Linked DNA regions of Homo sapiens: region 1 is linked to region 2. A link is a contact called in ENCODE Hi-C or POLR2A ChIA-PET data. All regions are on one chromosome and are shown on one strand. Each heading gives the region's core, a stretch centred on a gene start or an enhancer-like site at or near the end of the contact. The rest is flanking DNA. Distances are from core to core; before and after follow the strand shown.

What was found. A loop is a pair of places that touch in the nucleus more often than their neighbours do. ChIA-PET counts read pairs that join two places held with the same protein, here RNA polymerase II (POLR2A). Pooled maps may share reads with other maps.
Region 1: a map of gastrocnemius medialis shows a loop between it and region 2 (2.6-fold over the local background). The contact joins two enhancer-like sites. A Hi-C loop is called at or near these places in 4 of 168 maps with a recorded cell type or tissue (Caco-2, PC-3, gastrocnemius medialis and 1 more), 1 of 37 single-sample maps with no recorded cell type and 6 of 50 pooled maps. POLR2A ChIA-PET finds 5 or more read pairs at or near these places in 2 of 52 experiments (H1 and T-cell).

The regions. Positions count from the first base shown.
Region 1 is chr3:150,180,611-150,186,456 of GRCh38, reverse strand. No RefSeq gene overlaps it. Among named protein-coding and RNA genes, the nearest start is that of LINC01213, 55 kb to the left of the region's middle. RefSeq lists a silencer at 5,801-5,846. Within about 2 kb of position 2,161, at least 12 of the 41 ENCODE cell types and tissues checked have a DNase peak (open chromatin) inside an H3K27ac peak, as active enhancers do; they include gastrocnemius medialis and psoas muscle, where a contact is called at or near this core.
Region 2 is chr3:150,033,478-150,039,481 of GRCh38, reverse strand. The region is part of intron 1 of LOC124909445 (a long non-coding RNA gene); the gene reads left to right. It overlaps LOC105374153 (a long non-coding RNA gene), which reads right to left and starts at 319. Exons shown (of 3, transcript XR_924577.3): 1 at 223-319. RefSeq lists an enhancer at 266-560. Within about 2 kb of position 3,906, at least 2 of the 41 ENCODE cell types and tissues checked have a DNase peak (open chromatin) inside an H3K27ac peak, as active enhancers do; they include gastrocnemius medialis and psoas muscle, where a contact is called at or near this core.

The DNA of each region.
Region 1 (5,846 bases), core at 912-3,411, 150 kb before region 2:
CAACTTACCCTTTGTCTTTTTTATAATAGCCATGCTGACGGGTGTGAGATCTGAGGTTTTAATTTGTATTTCTCTAATGATTTAGTAATGTTGAACATTTTTTCATGTATCTGTTAGCTATTTGTATGTTTTCTTTTGAGAGTTATGTATATAAGTTGTTTCCCAATTTTTTAACTGTTTTTTTCTTGCTGTGGAGTTGTCCAAGTTTCTTAAATATTTTGGATATTAACCTTTTATCAGATGTATGGCTTGCAAATATTTTCTCTCAATCTGTAGGTTATTTCCTTTGCTGTGCAGAGCTTTTTAGTTTGATGCAATCCCATTTGTCTATTTTTGCTATTGCTGCCTATGCTTTTGGGGTTAAATGAAAAACTCATTGACCAGATTAATGTCATGTAGGTTTTCCCCTATGTTTTCTTCTAGGAGTTTTACAGTTTCTGGTCTTACTTTTAAGTCTTTAATCCATTTGAGGTGACTTTTTGTATATGGTGTGAGATAAGGGTCCGATTTCATTCTTCTGCATGTGGATATTCAGTTTTCTAAACACCATTTATTGAAGAGACTAGGCTTTCTCCATTGTGAATTCTTGGCACCTTTGCCAAAAATCAATTGACCGTAGATGTGAGAGATAATTTCTGGGCTCTCTATTCTGCTCCATTAGTCTATGTGTCTAGTTTTTTGCCAGTACCATGCTGTTTTAGTTATTGTAGCTTTTTAGTATGGTTTGAAATCAGATAGTGTAGTGCCTCCAGCTTTGTTCTTTTTGCTCATAATTGCCTCTGCTATTCAGGTTTTTGTGGTTCCATATGAAGTTTAGTATTTTTTTCTATTTCTATGAAAAATGACACTGGAATCTTGATAGGGATTGCATTGAATCTGTAGGTTACTTGGACAGTTTTATATTCAGGCAAGGTAGAACAATGGAACAGAGTAGATCATTCTCAAACTCACACACAAATGAACACGATTGATGACAAGGGTGGTACTGTAGAACAGTGGGAAGAGGAGTGTCTTTCCAACAAATAAACCTGGGACAATTGGAAACCCAAATAGGAAAAATAAAACTTGACCACTACCTTCTGTCTAATAAAATGTCAATTCCAGGAGACTAGGCCTAAATGCAAAATGCAAAACAATAAAGATTTGAGAGGTAATATAGGACAATGTCTTCCCTCAGGGTAGGGAAATATTTTTTAAATAAGATACAAAACAAAAATCATAAGAGTTATAAATTGAGTTTCATAAAAATTAAGAACCTCTGTTCCTAAAGAGACACCAATTAAACAAATGAAAAACAAGCCTTGACTGAAGGACTATATCTCAACATATGTAACTAATAAAGGCCTCTTAACCAGAATATATAAAGAATAAGTACAAATAACTAAGAAAAAGGCAGACCTTGGGAAATTGGCCAACAGACTTGAATAAATAATTCTCAAAAGAGGATATCTACATAGACAAGAAACATATGGGAAGTGCTTGACTTCACTAGTAACTAAGAAAATGCCAACTAAAACACCATGAAGTATCCTGACCCCACCCATCAGAATGACAAAAATGAAACTGGCTGACAATACTAACTTTTGCAGATGATAAGGAGCAAAGGGAACCCTCATAGTCTTGATGAGAGTGTAAACTGTTATATTTCCCTTGGAAAGCAGTTAGTCATTGTTTACTGAAGTTGAAGGTATGTGAACCCTATGACCCATCAATTACAAATACTTGCACAAATGTCCCCAAAGTCATAATATACAGGATCCCATTTATGGGCCTCCCCAGATTGCTCTGGACGTTGTCAAGTCCCCAGATCATGATTTTATAACAACAAAGAAGCCTGCGCTCCTGTCCTAGGAGGAAACATTTCATGTGTAGTTACTGATAAGCAAGACCTTAAGATAATTTAGTCTTCTTTCCGTTCCTGGGTTCATTCCCAGACAAAGGTGATGTCAGGCTTGTACTGTGCGCTAAATTCCCACAGCCCAGCGGCTCTGGCTTTTTCGGTAAAATTTTTAGGCGGAAGATAAGGTGCGTTTTTCATTTGGTACTCGCCCTTCAGAAAGGAGCTAACTGTTCAGGATGCCGCTGGTCTTGTTTCGTAACAACGCTAGATGGAGCTCCTTCTTTTCGTTCCTTCTTGACTCTCGCCAGCAGCGTGGGCCCCGCAGTTTCTCACAACCCTGAGCGGGTGCCCTTGCACTTCCCGCAGGACAAGGACGTCGCCGTCCACCACCCAGGAATTAATTCGCGATGTCTTTACTCTGGGGGAGGGTGCAGTGCTCCTTTCCCTCAGGACAGCTAAGAGGCTTAAGGGGTGTTCTAGTCAGCTTCATTCTTCTGCTTCTAGGCAAGCGTGAGATCAAATGATTTCGAACCTACAGTTCACTGCCTTTTCCTTAGAGACGGGAGGGAAGCGGAATCCATGAACTCCCACTTCAGCGACAACCTTGATTATAACCTTCTGAGTAGCAACTATCTCCCCCTAGCATACAAAGAAGGACTCAATACATTTTTTATTGTTTACTGAAAAAATAACATTACATCATCGTAGGGAAAAGGAAGAGAATTAGCAGGAGAAATGAGTAAATGATTGGTCTGTAATCCACATGTACTGGGGTCACTCTGCTCCTGACCAACCTACACCTCCACCCCCACAAAGCTGATAGTAAATTCCTAATGAGAATAGTCTCGGCTTCAGTGTTGCCTCTGCAAGGCAACCATTCATTCTCAAGCAGAGCCTCCATTCATCACCATATCCTCTGCTTTATTTTTCTCATGTATTTATCTGTTCAGTTATTTATTGTCTGTCACTCCATTAGATTGTGAGTTCCCATGGACTTTGTCTATCTAGTTCCAGGCATGGTCCTCATGCTCTGGAATAGTCCTAGGCACATATTGGGTGCTCAATGTTTGTGGAGTGAATGGTCCTGTGATTCCAAGCTCCATCTGGATCCATTTTGTTTATGGGTCTTCTCCTGCCTGTATATGCTGTCTGCATTCCACAGTTTGTCAACTTGTCTGTGGAACTGTAGCCCTTCCTTAGGTGCCCCTGAAAAACCTCCCATAGAAGGTGTCTTTGATGTGAAAACCTCCACTGAAAATTTGGGTAGACAGCGGGAGCTACATAGAGGTGACCAGACAGTCTAACGCTCAACATTCATGTTTCCTGGATTTAACAGTCTCGTCTCCATCCCCATCACTGAGACCATCCATAATGCCCCATCCCGTGGACCCCTCTGGCATCTCAGAGTCTTGCTGTCACCTCTCTCTTTTCATCTCTTTTCCTTTTTTCAACTCTTTTCATACTTTTATGCTGAATAACTCAATTCAACTCTTCCTAGATCCTTCTCTGAGCCCAGGTTTGCCCATCTAAAACCCATCAATGTACTAGCCAAACTACAGAGCAGTCTCCCTTAGAAAACCTAAAGTTCAGAGATAGAACAGTGTTTTCTTATAATAGCGCCCCCTTTTCTTTACAACTAAGATGTTCACCAGTTTATCTGATTCTGTTACTTTACCTTTCTGTCCCCCAAAATAGTTAGAATAAATACCCAGTGTCCTTCCTATCCTCCAACATTTTTAGCTAGAATAAAAGTGATTTAAAAGATGACAGATGGAGACCTTGAGGTAGATAAATAAACCACTAAAAGTATGGAGCCTAAGGCTAAGTGTAGAAGTGGCGAGAGACAGGGAAACTTTCTTTAACCTTGCCTTGATGATTGCCTAAGACGTAGGTGGGGTGTCTGTATTTATTAGCCTAAGATCTGTATTCATAGGTGGGAGGAGTTGAAAAGAGTCATCATTTAGATTCTTGAATTTCCTTTGCTCCCCATAAGCCTCCTCTGGCCTTTCACATGTGTTAAGTAAAACTAGCTGCTGAAACAGATACACCTATAATCTCAGAGATTTAATAAGGTTTATTTTCTATTCACATCAGAGTCCAAGACACATTGTATGGCCTTCCATGTGAACGTTCAGAGGCCCAGGCCCCTTCCACCTTGTGGTTCCTCTTCCTCTTCGTCCTCTCAGTAGCGGGCAGTTAGGGAAAGAGACTGGGAAATACATCTGCTTCTTACCCACTTGGCCATTTACAAAGCTCTTCTGCTCACATTTTATTGGGCGAACCAATTAATTGGCCCATATATGCGTAAAGGTTGATGAGGTTGGGAAATGTAGCCGCTGACTGGCTAGGAAGAACATGGGTTTTTGCAGTCAAATAGCTATGTTTGTCACACCCCTGAAAGCAAATTTTCATCTGGAGATTAGTCTCACGTCGTCGGACTTCTTACCTTTTTCTAGCATCATTTTTTATTGTTTTAAGCATGAGGCCTCTCTCCATCCCGTATAAGCCGCCCAAATGTTTCCCTTTCTCTCAGACTTGCACCCCACTTAACACCTTTCCTATCCCTGAAAAAGTTCATTTATTTGTAGGGGGGCGCATCTATACATTGACCTGTTTCTTGACTCTAGTCTTTCTGTCCTTGGCCAAGACTCTGTCTCTCTGTTTCTGACGCCTCTTCATGAATGCACTGTCGCAGTCTCAGGAGTCCTCAGGGCTCAAAAGAATCCTGATTCCCCCTGCTCAGCCAGGGGCTACATTTCCCAGCCTACCCTATCCATATACCCACTTATGGCTAGTTGGGCGATGTGACTGATTCTTACCAACGGAATGTGAGCAGAAGAGTTCTGTAAAAACCCACAGGGTTATGAAGCAGATGTGGATGGACACGGTGGCTCGCGCCTGTAATCCCAGCACTTTGGAAGGCCGAGGCGGGCGGATCATCTGAGGCCAGGAGTTTGAGACCAGCCTGGCCAACATGGCGAAACCCCGTCTCTACAAAAAATACAAAAAGTAGCCGGGCATGGTGGCGCATGCCTGTAGTCCCAGCTACTCGGGAGGCTGAGGCGGAAGAATCGCTTGAACCCAGGAGGCGGAAGAATCGCTTGAACCCAGGAGGCGGAAGAATCGCTTGAACCCAGGAGGCGGAAGAATCGCTTGAACCCAGGAGGCGGAAGAATCGCTTGAACCCAGGAGGCGGAAGAATCGCTTGAACCCAGGAGGCGGAAGAATCGCTTGAACCCAGGAGGCGGAAGAATCGCTTGAACCCAGGAGGCGGAAGAATCGCTTGAACCCAGGAGGCGGAAGAATCGCTTGAACCCAGGAGGCGGAAGAATCGCTTGAACCCGGGAGGCGGAAGAATCGCTTGAACCCGGGAGGCGGAAGAATCACTTAAACCCAGGGGGCGGAGGTTGTAGTGAGCTGAGATCGCGCCACTGCCGTCCAGCCTGGGCGACAGAGGGAGACTCGGTCTCAAAAAAAAAAAAAAAAAAAAAAAAGAAGCGGATGTACCGTCTCCTTAGTCACTTTCCCCATCTTCCAGCCACTGTGAGGAAGAAACCGCTAGGTGGAAGGGACAGGGGTCTGAATGGTCACATGGGCCATACAACCAGCCGTGGCCTGCTGCCCCACTTTTACGAGGGCGGCTTCACAGAATGGTATCGGATATAAGAAAGTTAGCCTCTGACACCATCTTATCTCCTTTCTGACTTCTGCTCTCTCATCTGGCCACTGTCCCCTGTTTTTCTAGATTAACCACTAAAAGCTTAAGGTATGAGCCTTTCAAAATTGTTTCTTTAATAAAATACTTGAAATTGGAAAAGACTTCAAAAATCATTCATGATATGGAATTATAGGCACCGTGATAGGGAGGGAGATAAAAATATTTTTGAAAAAGGTACTAGCCACAGCCTCTTAAATCTCCTACAGTGATCAATGTCTACCATTTATTGACATTACCACACACTATGGTAAGTACTACTACATGCTTTAATTGAATTTTTTCTACAAA
Region 2 (6,004 bases), core at 2,657-5,156:
ATATATAAACATGAGAACACATCAATTTATATCCCCCAAGGGCATTGGAAGGAGTCATGCACAAAAAGGTCCCTGTTTTTTTTTTTAATGTCAAATATTCTGTAACCAAGTATCTTCAACTCTGAGTTAGCGTATAACTGTAATCGTTCATTTTCATGCTGCTGATAAAGACATACCCAAGACTGGGTAATTTATAAAGAAAAAGAGGTTTAATGGGCTTACAGTTCCACATGGCTGTGTCACCGGTGGAGGGTGTCCAGGTTCTTGGCATCTTGAACAAAGAATTGGACAAAACGCACCAGCAAAACAAGGAAGGAATGAAGGGATTTACTGAAAATGAAAGTACACTCCCCAGTGTGGGAGTGGCCGGAGCATAGGGGCTCAAGTGCCTGGATACAGAATCTTCTCAGGTCCAAATACCCTCTGCAGGTTTCCCATTGGCCACTTGGTGGTCACCTCATGTAAATGAAGTGGCGGCCTGCAATCAGAGGCTGCAGCGAAGTTACAAAGGTTACACTCCTGTGCAAACATCTGATAGGCTGCAAAAAACAACCAATCAGAGGTTAAGGTGAAGTTACAAAGTTGCACTTTTACACAAACGAAGACTCTGCCTGCAATCGTCTGACTGGTTGTAGACATTCAATTTCCAATTTGCCTTGCAGAAAATGTGGGGGTTTGTAAAGGGAGTAGTCTCTGGTCCTTTTGTTACTTAGGCTTGGGAAGTTAGGGTTTTCCTTTCAATTTAGTTCTCGGAAGTCAGTGTGAAATGGCCTTAGGTTCCCTGCCTCCATACCTTGTTCTCCTGCCTCAGCTGGGGAGGCCTCATAATCATGATGGAAGATGAAAGGCACATCTTATATTGAGACAGACGAGAGAATGAGAGCCAAGCAAAAAGAGTTTCCCCTTATAAAACCATCAGATCTCATGAGACTTATTCACTACCATGAGAACAGTATGGGGAAAACCAGCCCCATGATTCAATTGTCTCCCACTACTGGGTCCCTCCCACAACACATGGGAATTGTGGAAGCTACAATTCAAGATGAGATTTGGGTGGGGACACAGCCAAACCATATCAATAACCAAGCTACACCCCTATAATTTTTTGTATTATCTAATATTCTATATTATTTTAAGATCATTCTGCTCACTGTTCCACAGGTGATTTGGTTGAATGAATTCCCTACAGCTTTACAAATTGTCTTTAAAATCGTATACCAGAAAATATGTACCAGCATTAAATTTTCACTAGTTAAGAAGATATTAAAGGCTAATGTGAACAAACTGATTAATTTGTGTTCAGTCTATATTTGACGAACTCAAATTTGTTAACAAATGTGTGTTCTTGACAGATTCTATTTTATCCCCATTCACTGAAGAGGCTCTGCCTTCACCACCTCAGTTATTTCCCAGCCCCCAACCTTCAAAGCAAGTTCTGCCTGGTATTTACCAGACTAGTTTTCCTCTTTTCTTTTCTTTTTTATTTTCTTCTTTCTTATTTTCTTCTTTCTTTTCTTTTCTTTTCTTTCTCTTTCTTTCTTTCTTTCTTTCTTTCTTTCTTTCTTTCTTTCTTTCTTTCTTTCTTTCTTTCTCTCTCTCTCTCTCTCCCCTCCCTCCCTTCCTCCCTCCCTGCCTCCTTCCTTTCTTTCTTCTTTTCTTTCTTTCTTTTCTTTCTTCTTTCTTTCTCTCTCTCTCCCCTCCCTCCCTCCCTCCTTTCTTTCTTTCTCTTTCTTTCTTTCTTTCTTTCTTTCTTTCTTTCTTTCTTTCTTTCTTTCTTTCTTTCTTTCCCTTCCTTCCTTCCTTCCTTCCCTTCCTTCCTTCCTTCCTTCCTTCCTTCCTTCCTTTCTCTCTCTCTCTCTCTCTCTCTTTCTTTCTTCTCTTTCTTCTTTTTCTTGACACAGGGTCCCACTATGTTGCCCACACTGACCTTGAGCTCCTGGGTTCACTCGTGGACTCAAGCAATCCTCCCCCCTCAGCCTCTCAAGTAGCTGGGACAACAGCATATACACCTGGCTCTGCCTTTTTTTGATGCTGACTTCGGATGGGGGAAAATTAACAGAGGAAAGAAAGGAAATGCAAGGAGACTACTAGAGTGGAGAATATGTATAGAGCATTTACTATGTGCTGGGCACTGTTCTAAGAGCTCTGCATGTATTAACCTACTGGAGGCAGGCACTGCTACTATTCTTATATTATGAAGGAGGAAACGAAATGAATAAATAGCTTGCTCAGGTAAAGCCAAAACCCACGTTTCCATCTCAGAGCAAAATCACATTCAAAGAAACACAAACAGTTTGCATTTTTCTGTGTCGGGCCTTTGAAAAATGTAGTGTAAACACAGTGTTTGTATCTACTCTTATTTAAAATCCTTTGACTTTTTTTATTCTCTAATTCCCTTGCATTGGGTTTCACATGACAAAAACCCAACTGAAACTTTCTCAAGCCGAAAGGGGCTCTATTGAGGCTCGTGTAACTAGGGTGTTCTCCCTTCAGGCATGACTCGATCTGGGGCCTTTAGTGACGCCATCAGAACTCTTGAGTGTGTTTGTCTCCCCACCCCTTGGCTCTGCTTTTCTCTGTGTGATGGCTTGGTTCTACAGGCAGTTTCTCTCATACTACTGGGAAAATTGCTTCCAACAACTCCAGGCTTACCCAATCCCTACAACTAGAAATCCCAGAGTGAAATAGACATCTCCTCTCTCCCAGTGTCCATAGAGCATGCCATAGGGAAGGCCAGTGTTCCAGATGATGGAGACTGCCGGTTGGTCAGACTGGACCACAGAGATCCCCTCTGTGAAGGTCATGGAAGAAGGTCATGGGGGAACTTAGTTTTTCCAGGACCACACGCAGCGTGAGAAGCATAGTGCCCAAAAAGAAAAAAGAGCATGCTGTTACCTGACGAAGGGGAAAGAATACCAATCAGGTGAAATCAGTGGACATCCATGACACTATGAAACACCGCTCTCCCTCCTTCTGCTGACCCAGAGCTCCACCTTCTTCATGCCATTTAGAAACTATGCTCTCATACTCCAACATCTCTGCATGAATCTACCCAGAGCTCTCAACAGATTATATTTCTGCTTTGTCACTCCCCTCTCACAGCCTCTTTCTGATTTAGGCTTACATGTCAATCATTTACATTTTAATGTGATTTTTTTCACTAATGCACTGTGTCTCCCAATGATATTTGAACTTGAAGCTTTAGTGAGCAATTAAAGCATTTATCCCTAGCTTAAATTAATTTTAGCATAGGCAAACAGGGAGGCTGCAGCTTCCCTGCAACACGTGAAAGTCCAGCAGATGGGCAGTTTTCCATATGCAAGCTGTTGTCACACAGAGTTCACTGACCACACACCGGTTCATCGAGGCAGAAGAACAGAATCTGCCTGCAGCCTGTACACAGAGAATTCCTTCCATAAACAGTCATAGTTTCTTTTAGGCCTGGGACACATGGACAGTCGCTTCTTCTTAAGGAGATTTACTAGGGGCTCAAAATGATCTTCCCTTCTCTGGTTACCCAAACCGAATAGTTGACCCAACCATATTTCATCTGATATCACCATATCTGAATAGCCCTCTTATTCTTGCACAATTCTATTTTTCTTTATACTTCCTCAGTCTCAGCAAAAATACATTATAACCCCTCTCTCTTAGTCATTTTTGACCACTTACTGCCTTTTCTTTTATCTGCTACATAACTCTTTTGAATGAGAGCTGTCTACAGCAATAAAGGAAGGAAGAATTATATTGGCTGGATGATGGAGTGGCATCCCAGATGCTACAAACAGTGGGAATAAATGGAAGGTGACATTTCGTCCCAGCGCTAGGTGGAGGAGGCTATTATTAAATCAACTAACAGCTCACGCGTAGAGCAGCAGCCATGAGATCTCCACTGCTGGGCCAGCCTTTGGTTTTTAAATAGATTCTGCCCACAGGTGGCCCAGTGTTTTCTCTAAATTGTTTCTTGTCAACAAATGAGCTTACCCCTATCCCCTGGGGACGGCCACAAAGCATTGCAAGGTCTACCACTACCCTGCAAGCAAAAGAAAGTCGTGGCATTTCTAGAGGAGAAAAGTGCCTTATGTATTCCTACATTTCTTCCACATTCTTCTGGTTGAGTTGGCATTGATCCATGTAACAAACTTCTTCCCTGAGGAAAAGACTTTGCCAATATAAGAATGCTAAATAATACACACATCACCAGAGTTTATTTTCTTCATTCTGTTGGTGACATTGGTCCCTATGGACCAGTAATCAATAGGAGCTTGCTATTTCTGTGCTGTAAAATACTTTGCCCTAAAATGTTGCTTTCCCTTCCTGTGTTCCTTAGGGCAATGTTTCTTTGTCAACCAAGTACCGTTATAGCTGGGGTCTCAAGGATAGCTGGGGCTGTCTTACCAGTAAAATTCAGGCGTGTCCAGGTACCTCTGGAACACTGTGGACCAATAAAAGGAGCCCATTGGGATGTTCATTTGCATGAGTGTCCAAGAAATTTATGGGAGAAAACTCCTAAAAGAAGAAAGGATTCCTGTGTGTGCACAAATGTGAGTGAAGGGGTGATTTTGGTATGATGAGGAGTGCAGGGCTCACACTGCCTGTGGATCCCCCTTCTTGCTGCCCCCACCCTTAGCTTTCCCCTGTACCTTCTTCCCGCAGTTCTCTACCTAGAGTGGGGGAGAGAGGTTGAGATACAAAAACAAAGAAGAGGTGTTTCACTAACACCTCTGTGAGGCTGTAAAAGCAGAAAGATGCCATCCCCTATGGCCCATGTTACAGAGCACAACACAAATAGAAAATAGTATTTTATCCCCATTTTATAGGGGGCAACCTGTCAGCTCAACATTGCCATCCAGAGCAGCAGAGCACCAAAGCCACCCAGCACAACCCAGTGCTATCTGAGTGGGGAAGGTGGGAGATCACAGGAGGCATGTACAAAGCTGTGGAGACAGGTTATGCTCAGGCTTCACCAAGGCTGCCATCTCCCTGCATTCTTTGGGAATAACTTGGTTGAGGGGCAAGGGTAGCAGGAAAGATGTGTAGCTAGAGTTGCTGAAATTGTGCCTAGATGCTGAGTAATAAAAAATCACTTTATTACTACTTCTGTGACCTGTTTCCCCCAGGTTTGATGTGTGGAGATCAAATTCACAGTTATGATAAAAATTCATTTATTCAATTGTCGGTGGGGTTTTTTTTTTCCAAAATATAATTTTGACTCTAAGTCACTCCATTTTCTAGTTTTTAAATGAGCTGACATTTGGAATTAGTCTGATTTTTTACTGGTCCCATAATATATACCGTTTTAAAGAGGCTCATAAAAGCATGGAAACTCAAGGAAGGCCCAGAGATTATAATATTGATTTCGAATTACAAATACACTTTCAATGGGACAAAGAGCAGGCCAAATCCTTCACCAAGCTTCTACTGGGTGTCCCTATTTTAAGACTGCAATTTGGATGACTGCAATTATTTGCATTTTTATTACTAATTGCTCCTGCCATTGGTGCAGCCAGCCACTTTTGGGTGCAATTACCCCCTCATGGGAGCAATTACATATAAAAACAATTCTGCACGTGCAGCTCATTGTGACAAAACAAAAGGAGGCTGAGGAGAACAATTAGGCTCATCAAGTCCTATCTCCAACTTCATCGTGTGCCAGCTATAAGGTAGAACAGCAGGGACAGGAAAGTAGCACCTACCCTGGGATTTGCAGGCTGGAGCAGTCCTTCCACTGTCTATGAACATTTTTTTTTTTGAGACAGAGTTTTGTTCTTGTTGCCCAGGCTAGAGTGCAATGGCATGATCTCAGCTCACTGCAACCTCCGCCTCCTGGGTTCAAGCGATTCTCCTGCCTCAGCCTCCCGAGTAGCTGGGATTACAGGCACCTGCCACCACGCCGGGCTAATTTTTGTATTTTTAGTAGAGACGGGGTTTCACCACATTGGCCAAGCAGGTCTCAAACTCCTGACGTCAGTTGATCTGCCCTCCTCCGCCTCCCAAAGTGCTG